2 separate regions of the Mus musculus genome follow, and region 2 is linked to region 1. A link is a loop called in an ENCODE intact Hi-C map of the cell type or tissue named here. Cell type or tissue: left cerebral cortex. All regions are shown on one strand.

Region 1 (8,000 bases):
AGGAGCAGAAGGAGGAGCAGGAGCAGGAGCAGGAGCGCAGGAGCAGGAGCAGGAGCAGGAGCAGGAGCAGGAGCAGGAGCAGGAGCAGGAGGAGCAGGAGGAGGAGGAGCAGGAGCAGGAGCAGGAGCGCAGGAGCAGGAGCAGGAGCAGCAGGAGCAGGAGCAGGAGCAGCAGGAGCAGGAGCAGGAGGAGCAGGAGGAGGAGCAGGAGCAGGAGCAGGAGCGCAGGAGCAGGAGCAGGAGCAGGAGCAGGAGGAGCAGGAGGAGGAGGAGCAGGAGGAGGAGGAGGAGCAGGAGGAGAAGCAGGAGGAGGAGGAGGAGCAGGAGGAGGAGGAGCAGGAGCAGGAGCAGGAGCAGGAGCAGGAGCAGGAGCAGGAGCAGGAGCAGGAGCAGGAGCAGGAGCAGGAGCAGGAGCAGGAGCAGGAGCAGGAGCAGGAGCAGGAGCAGGAGCAGGAGCATCTGAGCAAGGAGTGCTTGGGTGTTTAAAGCACAGCTCAATTTGGTATTTGTTTTGCATCTAGATAAAGGAACTCTGTGGAATATTAGAGGAACAATTTGTGATTTTTCTTTGGTTTGGATTTCCAAAGATTAACCACAGGAATCTCTACTGGCCAAGCACAGAGCCCGACTTTGATGCGATGCGGGTGAACCCTCAAAGCGCCCGAAAGCCTTTTGTTCCAGTCACCCTTCATTTCTGGGAAGTGGGTGAGCGGTGGCTACCAAGGCTCACCCCAGTCTCTCTTTCCCAGGATAAAGGGGAGTGGAGGTCTGCTACTCACCAGGAGAATAGAAGACCTGTGGGAGCTGCAGCCATCTTTTGATATCGTGGTCAATTGCTCAGGCCTGGGAAGCCGGCGACTTGTAGGTGACCCCATGATTTCCCCGGTAAGGGGCCAGGTGCTCCAGGCACGGGCCCCCTGGGTGAAGCATTTCATCCGAGATGGGGGCGGGCTGACTTATGTTTACCCTGGTATGTCCTATGTAACCCTGGGAGGAACTAGACAGAAAGGAGACTGGAATCGATCCCCAGATGCAGAACTTAGCAGAGAGATTTTTTCTCGATGCTGCACTCTCGAGCCTTCCCTCCACAGAGCCTACGACATAAAAGAGAAAGTGGGGCTGAGACCCAGCAGGCCAGGTGTGCGGCTGCAGAAGGAGATCCTAGTCCGGGGACAACAGACGCTGCCTGTGGTCCACAACTACGGCCACGGGAGTGGGGGCATCTCTGTGCACTGGGGCTCTGCTCTGGAAGCCACCAGGCTGGTGATGGAGTGTATCCATACCCTCAGGACCCCTGCTTCCTTGTCGAAGCTGTAGCTGACACCAAGTAACAGCAGCTAATCCAGGTGATATGGGTCAAAGCACAATTTAAGGTCCGTAACCGGGTCTCGTAACTTTCATACTGCTTGAACGTTGAGTCTGACCTTCTTTGTTTTTACGCAATGAGTATCAGTAGACTTAGAAAGCTTGTCAGTAATGACACAGAACACAAAGCTCGGTTTTTGTCAAAATATGTGCTATTTAAAAATACTTGTTCTATGGGGTAGATTTGGGGAGGATCGAATGCTAACTTATATGAATGATGTAAGCGATAGGGAGTTCGTATTTTTGGCTCAGAAGCACATAAGCACATAAGAGAAGATTAATGTGTGAGAAATATACTTGGCTCCCTGTCAGCCCTAGAGCTGTGCATGATCCTCTCAGGTCATAGAGCCAACAGAGGAAGTTATCATCCCACTAGATGGGACCACACAGTGTGGACCCCCGGTATTTAACCGAGGGTAGGCAGCAGCAGCTTCCTCACGCCAGCTGGTATTCATGGTAGCTGACAGAGGTGGAGTTGCCCTCGAAGGCTGCGCCAGTTTTGGAGCAACTTTGTGTCTGTTTTGTTGTTTCTGGGACCAAACACCTAACAGAAACAACCTAAAGCATTGTTCATAGCTGCAGCCCATAGCGCCAGGGAGGGCCTTGTAGAACAGAGCTGTTCAACTCACATCTGCAAGAAAGCAGTGTGAACAGGTAGCAGGGCAGATGGGGTGACAGTGTCTAAGCGCTCATTCCCAGTTGTCTACTCCCCGTCCCAACTTTCCTCCTATACCTCTACCATCTCCCAACAGTTCATTTAATTCTCAAATCTGTCCATGGATTGAGTCATCGATTAGGTCATCCATATCTAGAAACACCTTCAGCCCCACCCAAAGGGCGGGCTTTACGTCTGTCTTAAGCAATCCCCTATCTTGTCAAGCTGCCAGGAGGGATTTACCATAGCAATCGTGGAGGCTGCATACTTCATTACCACAAATGATCAAGAGCTGCTGACTGCGCAGTGAATGAGCACTGTTGGAGACTGAATCGTCTATGCGACCTAGGAGCTAATTTGCTAATGGAGACGAAACAATCATTTTTTTAAATGACATACGACACAAAGTGTTCATGTCGCAAGTATTGGGGAGAAAGGGAATATGTCTTGTGATAATGTAAGTTTGAGAATTGCTGAGTTGAATAATTTTACCTGGCTCCCTAACTTCAGGCTACTCAGAACCTTTACCGTCCCGGGTTCATTGTAGGTCCTCGGGAGGGTTTTTGGCCTGGGAGAAGATTGTTCACTGAAGTAAGCAATCCTGGAGCAGGGATGTCATTACATTTTGGAGAGAAGTACTTTTTTGTTGTTGTTGTTGAATAATAAAGCCTGTTTTGAACCTCCTAGGAGTCTTACGATTGGCCATAAGTATAGGGACAGGGCTGGAGAGATGGCTCAACAATTAAGATTGCTTGTTGCTCTTCCAGCAGACAAGAGTTTGTTTCCTAGTGCCCATGAAGTGCCTACAACCTCCTGTAACTACAGCTTCAGGGTTTCCAACATACTCTTCTGGCCTTTGTAGGTACACACACACACACACACACACACACACACACACACACACAGAGGAATTAAATAAATCTTTTAAAAACATTATAAAACTTATGGACAAGAAGCTTGTGTTTGCGTTTTTGTTGAGGTTTCGTGTGCGATTTTGTTTGAAGAGAGCACTGAGCTGGGGTTTCATACCAAACAGTGTTTAATGGGCTACAAAAATTCTTGTTAAATCAAGCAGTCTCATTTCTATTAATTTTCACCAGGGGGCGATGTTGTATCAATCTCAAATAAACCAGAGCATCTGAAAATTTAGAAATGACAAGATATAAAATAAAATAAAAATAAAATAAGGAAGTGTGTGTGATCTCTTCTCTTCTCTTCTCTTCTCTTCTCTTCTCTTCTCTTCTCTTCTCTTCTCTTCTCTTCTCTTCTCTTCTCTTCCTCCTCCTCTTCTTCCTCCTCCTCCTCCTTCTCCTCTTCCTTGTTCTCTTCCTTCTTTTTCTTTTTATTGTGGAGACTAGAGTTCCTATGGCCAAAATTAAACTATTCTGAACTCTATTTAAAGTAGACAAGAAATGCCTGTATTTACATCAATTTAGAACATGTGCACTGCATGGGAAATGTAGCATGAAAAACTGGCATCTTAACATGACAAGGTAACCTTTTTAATGGTTACAAATAAAAACAAAGGGTGTCACTTGATACAGCGGGAGTCTTGTCCCTCACGGGGCAAGTCACATTTTTCATACAATGTACTTTCTCATGCTTCCCCCTTTCCTAGGCAACTCAGACTCTCCTCACTTCCCTATCCCCACACCTTTATGGTCTCTCTCAAAAAACCTAAAACACCCACAAGAACTCAAAAATGAAAAAAGTGTAACCCCCTCAAACCCCCAACAAGACAAAAAAATCCAAAAAACCCCAAAAACCTAAAATAAATGGACAAAACCAAAAAGCCCATTTAAAAAAAAAAGTAACCCAAGCAAAACTCGAAGCTACAGAATTCATTGTGTACGCCTGGGCATGCCGTGGAGTGTGGTTGATATGTGGAGTGCCACACCAATGGAGAACACTGACTTCCACTTTGCCATCAGGTGTCGACTGTAAACAGCACCTTGGGTAGGGGTGGGGACCTGGGTCTACAGCCCCTCAGTGCTGGGACACCATGTGGCTCGAACGTGCTTTAAATGTCTCCTCATCCGGTTCTTGCACCATGTGGATGCCCAGCCTCTGCATTTTGCATCTCAAGTCTCCCACACTCCATGACCTCTTCCTGTTTGCCATTCTGGCTCAGTTTCACACCCATTTTATATCTCTAAAGCTCCACACTGTAAGACTGAAAGATCAGAGGCGTCCTGGCTACCTGCCCCGATTTCATTGTCACTAATTGCTGAAGGCTTCCTTGGTATTTCTCAAAGGATATTATTCATGTTGGTCATGAGCTGCCCTTCTGGGCTGCATCTTAAGATCACATAGGGAGTTAAGGGTGGGGGTGGGGGTGGGGGTGGATCCTGTTGCTCAGCCTTGCTCTGTTACAGCAGAATTTCGAAGACAAGGGGTGAAGGAGGAGGAGGTGCAGCGGCATTAGTGTGTGTTTAGAGCTGTCCACAGGGCTCTGACTGAGCCTTTCCCTTAGAGCTACTGCTGCTGCTATAAGCTTACCTTCCCTCCCATTCTCCCTTGCCACCATGTTGCAGAGCTGGGAGAGTGTGCTGGCTTCAGCAGGTTCATCCTTATGCACTCTGGAGAAGGCGGCCTGTGAGAATTAGCTATCTCCTGTAATGGCTCTCTAGAAATGCTGGAAATTACCTCAACAGCTGGAGGTTAGCTGCTGAGAGACAGCGCCTGTCTGAAAGATGAGAGGTAGACTATACACATGGACAACAGCCTGCACACGTAAGACAACAGAGGTCTGAGCCATGACCTGCAGCCTTCTGTCCAGGGAATCATCCCCCAAGATGCAGCACAGGAAACCAGCCTGCTGTGTGTCAGACTTGCATGGCTCCAATCCAGAAACCTAAACAATACTTCTGTAAGGATTGACACAAAATGCTCAGAGCATGATTGATAACCAAGATCTTCCTTAATTTTGTCTTTCCTTCTAAATTTGGATCAACCCAAGGAATCAAAATATGCACCACTATCCAGTGATTGTGGATGTCTGTCTTTGTGGGCCTGCTTGCCGTTTCCCATGTGGAAGGTCTCCAATCAGCACATTACTGATGCCTTCCCCCTCTTCTATTCCAAAGCTTTCTAACTCCTCTGCCTTCTTTGAGTACCTGCCAAATGCAAGGGATTCAGGCCGACTCCCACACAAGCATTAAAGAACTAGCCCTCATTTTTCTTTTGGCTGGTATATTAGTCAGCATTCTTCAAAGAAATAAAGCCAACATACAGCTCTATAGAGATTTATCATAAGGGGGCCATGACAGATCATGTGATCATGGAGGCTGAGCAGATGGCTCTAAGATCTCCATTTTGCAGATGATGGAACTCTCCACCTTCATCCAGGAAAGCAAGTGGTTCAGCTCTAGTCCAGGCCTGAAGCCTGAGAACCAGGGCAGCTCCAGTCTGGGTGTGAAGGTCAGGAGACAGCCCAGTTCCGGCAGAGAAGAGATTCATCCCCCCCACCCCCCCTTCCATCCATTCAGGCCTGCACTGGCTGTCTCATGCCACACTTCAGAACTCAGTCATCATCTCTGGTCAGTAAAATAGCTCAGTGGATAAAAGCATTTGCCACTCAAACCTGACTGTGGGTCAGAGAACCGTGGTACCAGAAGGAGCAGGCCTGGAGCAAGAGTGGAGTCAAAGCCTGTCCAAACCCTGAAAATCTCATCCCGAAACTGACAGGAGTAGGATCTCTCCCACTCCATTCCTGGGCCTACATGTCCTGGCATATGTAGTCCTGTGCCCCCATCTCCACCCCCATCTTTGCCCCACTTAGCCTGGCAAACTTCCTTTTGTCTTATAAGGTCATGTATTCCTCTTTGTGCAAATGAGGCATTTCCAGAACCCTGGCTCTGACCAATGATATACATATGCCTATAGCCCCTACCCACCCCCAAAGGTTTAAATAGCCTTTGCTCCCCCAATCAACGGAAACAGTTCTCTGAAGCTGTTCCCGCATGTGCGTGTTCTTTGCACACTTGCAGTTGATCAAGATACTGCCTGCACGTACCCAGGTCCTTCTGAGCTTCTCTTCCTCCAATTCAGCCTGATGCACCACAGGCTTCGCTACCCTGAGGGGGAGAAGCAGACAGGGGCCAGCACCTGACAACCGAAGTTCATCTTCCAGGACCCACAGCAGAACCCACAGTAGAAGGAGGGAACTAAATCAAAGGCTCATCTCTTCTGGAGACATTCCCATATCCACACCCATGTCCACATTCGACCAGCTATTTGGGTGCTTGTAACCCAGGCAATTAGCACATGAAATAAACCACCCATAACTGGTCTTTATTTCTAAGAAGATTTCACTTTATGTAAGTAGGATTTTTTACTGGAAATTGCTGCTGTCTGAGAATGGGACACCTGTTTTACTTCTCTGTTTCCAATTTTGGAACACCATTTATGATTTTTTTTTTTGGTGCTTTTTAGACACAGAGGACAACTGATTTCTCTCTTAAATCCCTGCTTTCAAGTGTGGGGCCTTTGTGGCTGAGTGTGTGCCTGCTGTGCTGTGACCTGGGGAACACAGCTACTTTGAGACACTGTCATTGTCAGCATGGCGCTTCTGTGGACAAAGGTTATGTTGAGAGTTTGGGATTTTATTCACTTGGAAAGAAAAGATGTTGAACAGAAAGACCACAGCCCAGCTGTGTGTAATGTATAGAAGATAAGCTATTTTAAAATGACACATATTCCTATTACAGAATAGATGCATTCAGATGAGCTCTCTTTCTCTCTCTCTCTCTCCTCTCTCTCTTTCTGCTTCCCCTTCCCTAACTCTTTGCCTCTTTCCCTTTTCTTTCCTTCCTTCCTTCCTTCCTTCCTTCCTTCTCCTTTCCTCTCCCTAACCCTTTTCTCTTCTTTTCCTCCTCCCCCCCCCCCCCCTTTATCAAGACAGGAACTCACTATGTAGTTCTGGTTGTCCTGGATGTTACCATGTAGACCAAGCTGGCCTTGCACTCACAGAGATACTCTGCCTCTGCCCCTGCCCCTGCCCCTGCCCCTGCCCCTGCCTCTGCCTGTCTCTCTGTTTCCTGAGTATGGGGATTAAAGGCGTGCATCACTATACTCAGCCTTTCCTACAGGGTCTGTAGCAGCCCAGGCTGGCCACAAACACCAATTGATATTTAAGCCAATTTTTCTCAGTCAATTAATAGTTTTTAGAAATAATGGAGAACAGTAGCGCCCTGCCTGCTGGGAGTTGTAGTTCTTACAAACCTGCCACAGTCTCTGCTAATGTCAAAGGTTTGAAATGAACACAGCTTTTCTAGTATTTCCTTCCTCAATCTCTCTCATCTTTCTTCTTGAATGTGTGACGGATGGAGATACTTTTGAAGCCTTTTTCCTCAGGATATCACTCACCGGAGAAAAGCGGATTGAGATGTTTAAATGGTATCTTTCTTCTTGAAAAATCTCAGCAGTTTGCTGCCAGACCTGGGGGTTTTATTATCCTAAGTGACTTTGCTGTCTATAAATCACAGCCCTAAGTAGCCAAGGGAACACGTTAACCAGATCCCTTAAAAATATAACAGAGGCTTTCTCAATTGTTAGTGGAGCAATTGACTTCCTCAGCTCAGGGCACCTGATGACCTGGCCCGGAGCCAGCTGCTCACAGCCTTCACCCTGGAACTGAACTTACCTTGGCTTATATTGTATGGCATCAACCCACTCCCAGTTTTGTGATGGGCCTTAGTATTTCTCTTCACTCAGACCCAGGTTATCTGGCATCATGTACATCTTCTGAGTGCTTAGCTGGCTCTGCCCAGGCCCCTTTCTGGATCCCTGCAGGGATCAGCTCAGCCATCTCACCCATGTCCTGGGCTTTTTTGTGAGAACAAGAACATTAGATATAGGTTCAGTTGCAAGGAATAGAAAGTCCCCAAATATTTGCATAAATTAGCATGAAGGAAGCCAGGAAGTGGGCTGGTTAGGGCTGTAATCACCAGTGGCCCAAGCACCTTGGATATGGTCCTGTG
Region 2 (8,000 bases), 320 kb after region 1:
GAGAATTCACTTGACGACATTATCAAGTTGTGAGGAGACTCCATATTGCTTCTGCCTGTGCCTGTAAGTGTAACAGACAAATCACACCTTCTTGGCTGCAGCCTCTCGTCTGTACTGAGGGAAGGTGCTCCGTGGGTCTGTGGGAGCCTCTCCTGTCCATGGTTCATGGAGAGAGTGCCCCTCTCCCCCATGATGATCAGCAGGACGGGTCCAGGATCACAGGATGGCAAAACATCGCGTCCAGCTCTGCTGCTCACCTGCTCCGTGAGACCCTGGACAAAGTTCAACCTCTCTATGCCTTTGTGTCTTCTTCTGAGCAATCAGGATAACAGCAGGCCTACTTCGTCATGGTGCTATGTGGATTTAATGAGAAGTAAGTAAATTGCATAATGCCTCAGAGCTAAAGGATTGTTTCTGTGATGGCGTGCTTCTCTGTGTGATCAGACACCACAGAGAAAAGTGCAGACCATCTAGATCCATTCTCTGGCACTGAACTGTGGCTAGAGAGCTTAAGAGGTGAGTTAAATGGCTCCTAGGGTCGTGCTTTCTGTGTTGGAGACTGGAACATTAGACTATGTATCCTGGCCGCACAGCGCAGCCTCCCAGACTCCATCTGGCAAAAGTTCAAGCATCACTAATGCTCATGTGCCATCATCAACGTAGTTGTTAAAATTCTGTGATGATATAGAGGGAATCTGCTCCAACAATGGCACGGCAAATTCCTGTCAGACTGTCCTGCAAAGGGAAGTGGGTAAGCCTGGAACAGGTGAGCCCACAGGACGTGGGTTGGGAGGAACTGTTCCCATAAATGCTCCTAGGAGAGGAACGGGGATGGAGAGTCTCTGCCGAGTCCTCCAGTATCCTCAAGGAAAAGTCTGTCTGGTGGGGCAGGATCCTACAGTCCTTCTCCAGCCCCCTCTTAGCTAAAATTCTGAAATCTCTTATATCAGAGTCCTGAGATACAGTGCCATGCGTTAACTAAATGTTCTCAATTTTCTAGCACAGTGATTTTTTTTTTTCTACTACCTGATTTTTTTTAAGAATCATTTAGCATTAAACCCAAAAGTTTAAAACTCACAGAACTGGACACAGGCAACATGTTACACAAATGTGTATTTTATTTTCCTGTGTGTGTGCATGTGTTTAGGCAACATTTATAAATATTGACTCATCTTTCACCAGGTGCCAGGCACTGTAGCATTCTGTGTCCTGAGGGAAAGAAAAACACTGGACAAAAAAGAAAAGAAAATCCGTTTTTTAGGAGCTTCACATTTTTCTGAGGAAGACAAATTGCCTATGACACAAATAGTGATGAGTGTAGCAAAGAAAAACCCCACCATGCAGGAGCAGGATGCAGTGGGCACCTTGTTCAGATAGGCACGGGCTGTCTGTAGGGAGCCGACAGAGCCTTGGGCAGAGGGATTCCAGTGTGCAGCTTGGAGCCACATTCAAGAGAGAAAACGAATTTCCCTGCAGACCAAGGCGGGCAACGGGTGGGGGTGGGGCAGGCAGGAGCAGCTGATCCCGCTGGGCGCTGGGCTCAGAGAGGCGGGCACTCTGGCTTTCTTCCTGGTGTGACTCTGGGAGGGCTTGAGTACAACAGCGGTAGGATGTGGTGGTATGCCTGTTGTTAAAGATTGTAGCTGCCTCACGGAGAAAACACTGCAAGAAAGGAGGGCGGAGGCTGGAAACTCAAAAGACTACTAGAGCTGGCAATTTGGAGACTTGGACAGAAGAGGGGTTATCGGGGCTCATATGCAGGGGTGCACTTTGATGTGGTCGCCCACTCATTAAGAGAAGACAGGGTTTACTGTGTCTGTGGTTTCGGTTAGACATCTGTGTGACTGATTTGATCACTCCAAGAGTTGCAGATATAAATAGCGGCACCATTAGCACACAGGTATAAACCCGTAACTTTAATGAGATCCAGTGGAGAGCAGGGACAGATGGAGGAGAAATGACTTGGAGACTTAGGTCTCAGAGCTGGGAAGAAGAAGGGACCTGCACAGAATAAGAGGGAGAAGAGATAGAGGAGGGGAGGGGGAGGGGGAGGGAAGGGGAAGGGAGGGAGAGGGAGAGGGAGAGAGAGAGGGAGAGGGAGAGAGAGAGAAGCAGTCAAGAGGAGGGGCTGCATCAAGACTGGGTGAGAGAGAACTAGGTGAGGACAGTTGACCAAACCTCATTTGTGCACAAAACAGCAGATACCACTCTCTGTAGTACACTTGCCTGCTGCCTGCTCCTGGGATCTGAAGCTGAAAGCTCTCCTGGCATGGGAGCCTTTGTCTAAACTTAGTTGATAAGGTGTTTGCTCTAGACTTTCTTTCTTCTTCCTCCTCCTCTTCTTCTTCCTCTTTCTTCTTCTTCTTCTTCTTCTTCTTCTTCTTCTTCTTCTTCTTCTTCTTCTTCTTCTTCTTCTTCTCCTCCTCCTCCTCCTCCTCCTCCTCCTCCTCCTCCTCCTCCTCCTCCTCCTTTAAGATTTTTGTATTGATTTATTTAATATATGTTAGTACACTCTCACTGTGTTCAGATCCACCAGAAAAGGGCATCAGATCCCAATACAGATGGTTGTGAGCCACCACATTGTTGCTGGGAATTGAACTCTAGGGAGAGCGGTCAGTGCTCTTAACCACTGAACCATCTTTCCAGCCCGCTCCAGACTTTCTAACCGTGATATGAAGGGCTTAATGAGATAGACTGGGCTCACCCTATGGGATCGACTCTTTTGTTTGTATGGGACAGTCCATTTTATTTAAGAGGAAAACATGGCATAAGAACAGAATCTGATCATGGTAGAGTTCAGTGTAAATTCCAGCCATTTCCCTGAGGGCTTATCCAGAAGCCTGACAGGAAGGCCTGGCCCTGCCTGCGTCCCCTTGGTTGCCCTGGCTCTGTATGCTTGTACCCTGATCGTTATCCGGATCCCATGCCAGCTTATGTTGGAATGACTGCAGCTGGGCTATTGTAGAATTCTCCCTCTGTTCGTGTGGGTGGGAAATCCATTCTTGATGTGCGCCCTTCCTCTGCTGTCCTTATTCATAGCTTGCTTCTTCCCAGACCCGCAGAGCTCAGGAGTTTCAGGAGGATTACTTGGCTTCGTGTGCCCTCTTGTGTGCTGGCCCGATGCCTCTCTTGAATAGCTTTGCCCTCCCTGCCATGTGACAGTGGGAAGACTTCAGGGCCTACCTGATATTTTTTGGCAGGGAAAGAACAACTTCTAAAGCATGTTGCTATAGTTACCGAGTCTCCCCCCCCCCCCCATAGCACAGCAGCCACTGACTCTGTGCTACTTTGTGTAGCTCTAGAAAATATTCTCCCCCCCCCCTTTTTTTTTCTTTTAATCACTTCATGCCCACTTCTGCGTGGGTTACACAGAGAATGAGAAACACAAAGACTCTATTATAGGAGCACACCCACCCACCCACGCACAGAATCATACATGCACATTTCAAGTTTGACATGCCTGAAATCACAGATGTCTCTTAAGTAGAATTTTGTCCCCGGGACCCACTTCAGGAGACTTGCTATAGTGACGGCAAATGTATAGGAGACATTTCTGTCCACTTCAGGAAGGTGTTTGTAGCTATTTCTGGACACAAATTAGGCACATGGACCCTCCCCCCAATCCTTTTAAGTAATTACTTGTTCTATCTGTAGGGGGAAAATAGATTCGTCTGTGAACTCTTGTAAAAGTTAAAGCTTCAAATCAGCCTCGTTGGGGTTTTCCTATTGTTTATGTGGATGACTATAATTACTAGAAATGGTGACATTTAGAGCCTAGTTCGAGTTCCTGTCTTATTGGATAAGCACAAGTGTTCCAAGCAGACACTCAGAAGGCAGTAACAAGGTGGGTTATGCACATCGTGTGCACATAGGTCCTCTTCTCCTCACCCCCCTTTCACAGAAACACACAACACAAGCTGGATGACAGAATAACGAAGGATGTGGGTGTAAACATATATCTCCCTCCCCTCCTCTGGCTTCCAGATCCCCCCGGGGCCCCAGGTGTTGAAGCTCCACTCTGCCTTTCTCCCATGCTGCAGTGGGGCTATGGGGAGCTGTGGGGGGCTGTTGGTGGCCACACTGGCTCTTTGGCTCCCATCACTAATGTACTCTGTTGGGGATTTCTTCCTCTATATGAAGCCGTTGGTCTTACTGTCAAAGAAAGGGACCTTTCTCTCTGCAGCCACCAGTGAAGAATACTAAGCTGCACTGGCCATAGGGAAGGGCTCAGTTTCAGCCGGGCATGCATAGTTCTCTTCCATAGATGGGCTTCTGGGCCTGATGGCTGGGCTCCCACCTATTGGTTCTTCCTGTGCACTGAACTTCTAAGCCAGTTTCAAGTAGATCCAAGCAAGCTGGGGCAGCCACCAGCAGGGAGCAAAGGTGGTTAGCACAATGCAAGTAAGAGCCTACAACACAGGGAAGTTCTCAGTGTGGGTTAGCTCTCTCCCCAGCCTTTCCACTACTGTGGGCTGGGGCAGTCCAGGCAGAAAAAAGCTTTGTCTGCTTCTCCTCAAGGCAGCCCTTGGGTGCCCTCCCTAAGCTGCTCACTAGGCTGCTTGCAGATAATTCTACCCTCAGCCTCAGGGGCCCAGTGTGAGGCAGAGCTCAAAGCACTTCAACCTCCCAGAAGAGTTGGACAGTGGGGTAGAAGAAATTATTCTTAATTCTCTCTCCTGACACAGTTCCTCTCTCCCTAGCTTGAGCCTGAAGCAGCTGCTGCAACTGTGTCGCCAGTGGCTTCCCTCATAATTGTTCTTAGAGACCCTGGACTGTGCCACCTGGTTGTCAACCTGAAAATCATGGTTTTGTGTAGGGGGAGGCGTGGATTCCCTAATTGGTTCTTGATTATGTCAATAAAGAAGGTGAGAGCCAATTACTGGGCAAAGGGTAAAGGTGGGATTTCTGGGTCCTAGGAGGAAGAGAAGAGATGAAAGGAAGAAGATAAGAACTTTCACCAGGCGTTGGAAGAAGAAGCAAGAAAGAACCATGCAAGGCTTTGGGGCATGTAGGGCATGCAGCCTCCTCCTCCCACAGGGACCCAAGGAGGTTGGCAGGGGCCAAGGAGGTTGGCAAGAGCTAGCTGTTAACTGATAAGATTAGGACAGAAGATTCTTTGCCCAGTAGTTGCGTTATCTGGCTAGTTTTATTTATTTATTTTTATTAGGTATTTTCCTCATTTACATTTCCAATGCTATCCCAAAAGTCCCCCATACCCTCCCACCCACCCACCCCCACTTTTTGGCCCTGGTGTTCCCCTGTACTGGGACATATAAAGTTTGCAAGTCCAATGGGCCTCTCTTTCCAGTGATGGCCTACTAGGCCATCTTTTGATACATATGCATCTAGAGTCAAGAGCTCCGGGGTACTGGTTAGTTCATAATGTTGTTCCACCTATAGGATTGCAGTTCCCTTTAGCTCCTTGGGTACTTTCTCTAGCTCCTCCATTGGGGGCCCTGTGATCCATCCAATAGCTGACTGTGAGCATCCACTTCTGTGTTTGCTAGGCCCCGGCATAGTCTCACAAGAGACAGCTATATCTGGGTCCTTTCAGCAAAATCTTGCTGGCGAATGCAATGGTGTCAGCGTTTGGAAGCTGATTATGGGATGGATCCCTGGATATGGCAGTCTCTAGATGGTCCATCCTTTTGTCTCAGCTCCAGACTTTGTCTCTGTAACTCCTTCCATGGGTGTTTTTTTCCCAATTCTGAGAAGCAGTACAGTGTCCATACTTTGGTCTTCGTTCTTCTTGAGTTTCATGCATTTAGCAAATTGTATCTTATATCTTGGGTATCTTAAGTTTCTGGGCTAATATCCACTTATCAGTGAGTACATATTGTGTGAGTTCCTTTGTGATTGTGTTACCTCACTCAGGATGATGCCCTCCAGGTCCATCCATTTGCCTAGGAATTTCATAAATTCATTCTTTTTAATAGTTGAGTAGTACTCCATTGTGTAAATGTACCACATTTTCTGTATCCATTCCTCTGTTGAGGGGCATCTGTGTTCTTTTCAGCTTCTGGCTATTATAAATAAGGCTGCTATGAACATAGTAGAGCATGTGTCCTTCTTACCGGTTGGGACATCTTCTGGATATATGCCCAGGAGAGGTATTGCTGGATCCTCTGGTAGTACTATGTCCAATTTTCTGAGGAAGCGGCAGACTGATTTCCAGAGTGGTTGTACAAGCCTGCAATCCCACCAACAATGGAGGAGTGTTCCTCTTTCTCCACATCCTCGCCAGCATCTGCTGTCACCTGAATTTTTGATCTTAGCCATTCTGTCTGGTGTGAGATGGAATCTCAGGGTTGTTTTGAGTTACATTTCCCTCATGATTAAGGATGCTGAACATTTTTTTTCAGGTGCTTCTCAGCCATTCTGTATTCCTCAGGTGAGAATTCTTTGTTTAGCTCTGAGCCCCATTTTTAATGGGGTTATTTGATTTTCTGGAGTCTACCTTATTGAGTTCTTCATACATATTGGATATTAGTCCCCTATCTGATTTAGGATAGGTAAAGATCCTTTCCCAATCTGTTGGTGGCCTTTTTGTCTTATTGATGGTGTCTTTTGCCTTGCAGAAGCTTTGCAATTTTATGAGGTCCCATTTGTCTATTCTCGATCTTACAGCACAAGCCATTGTTGTCCTATTCAGGAATTTTTCCCCTGTACCCATATCTTCGAGGCTTTTCCCTAATTTCTCCTCTATAAGTTTCAGTGTCTCTGGTTTTATGTGGAGTTCCTTAATCCACTTAGATTTGACCTTAGTACAAGGAGATAGGAATGGATCAATTTGCATTTTTCTACATGATAACAACTAGTTGTGCCAGCACCATTTGTTGAAAATGCTGTCTTTTTTCCACTGGATGGTTTTAGCTCCCTTGTCAAAGATCAAGTGACCATAGGTGTGTGGATTCATCTCAGGGTCTTCAATTTTGTTCCATTGGTCTACTTGTCTGTTGCTATACCAGTACTATGCAGTTCTTATCACAATTGCTCTGTAGTACATCTTTAGGTCAGGCATGGTGATTCCACCAGAGGCTCTTTTATCCTTGAGAAGAGCTTTTGCTATCCTAGGTTTTTTGTTATCCCATATGAATTTGCAGATTGTCCTTTCTAATTCTTTGAAGAATTGAGTTGGAATTTTGATGGGGATTGCATTGAATCTGTAGATTGCTTTTGGCAAGATAGCCATTTTTACTATATTGATCCTGCCAATCCATGAGCATGGGAGATCTTTCCATCTTCTGAGATCTTCTTTAATTTCTTTCTTCAGAGACTTGAAGTTCTTATCATACAGATCTTTCACTTCCTTAGTTAGAGTCACTCCAAGGTATTTTATATTATTTGTGACTTTTGAGAAGGGTGTTGTTTCCATAATTTCTTTCTCAGCCTGTTTATTCTTTGTGTATAGAAAGGCCATTGACTTGTTTGAGTTAATTTTATATCCAGCTACTTCACTGAAGCTGTTTATCAGGCTTAGGAGTTCTCTGGTGGAATTTTTAGGGTCACTTATATATACTATCATATCATCTGCAAAAAGTGATATTTTGACTTCTTCCTTTCTAATTTGTATCCCCTTGATCTCCTTTTGTTGTCAAATTGCTCTGGCTAGGACTTCAAGTACAATGTTGAATAGGTAGGGAGAGAGTGGACAGCCTTGTCTAGTCCCTGATTTTAGTGGGATTGCTTCCAGCTTCTCACCATTTACTTTGATGTTGGCTACTGGTTTGCTGTAGATTGCTTTTATCATGTTTAGGTATGGGCCTTGAATTCCTGATCTTTCCAAGACTTTTATCATGAATGGGTGTTGGATTTTGTCAAATGCTTTCTCCGTATCTAACGAGATGATCATGTGGTTTTTGTCTTTGAGTTTGTTTATATACTGGATTACGTTGATGGATTTCCGTATATTGAACCATCCCTGCATCCCTGGAATAAAACCTACTTGGTCAGGATGGATGATTGCTTTAATGTGTTCTTGGATTCGGTTAGGGAGAACT

Evidence for each region. A loop is a pair of places that touch in the nucleus more often than their neighbours do. Peaks named below come from ENCODE experiments on the same cell type or tissue, not always from the same donor. Only the 100,000 strongest peaks of a DNase experiment are listed, where the experiment ranks them.
Region 2: a loop joins it to region 1, with 20 times the contacts of the local background. A loop is called at or near these places in 7 of 42 quality-filtered maps.

What each region holds. Positions count from the first base shown.
Region 1 is chr10:40,646,726-40,654,725 of GRCm38, forward strand. Ddo (D-aspartate oxidase) reads left to right here. Exons shown (of 5, transcript NM_027442.5): 5 at 749-3,206. The coding sequence ends at 1,316. Among named protein-coding and RNA genes, the nearest start is that of Ddo, 21 kb to the left of the region's middle. In left cerebral cortex, a CTCF peak has its summit at 3,118 (motif pointing right); DNase peaks (open chromatin) are centred at 1,661, 3,058, 4,076, 5,151 and 1 more place; H3K27ac peaks cover 2,874 bases.
Region 2 is chr10:40,968,049-40,976,048 of GRCm38, forward strand. No RefSeq gene overlaps it. Among named protein-coding and RNA genes, the nearest start is that of Gm48057, 63 kb to the right of the region's middle. In left cerebral cortex, a CTCF peak has its summit at 3,109 (motif pointing left); DNase peaks (open chromatin) are centred at 1,568, 2,180, 3,071 and 3,395; H3K4me3 peaks cover 677 bases; H3K27ac peaks cover 362 bases.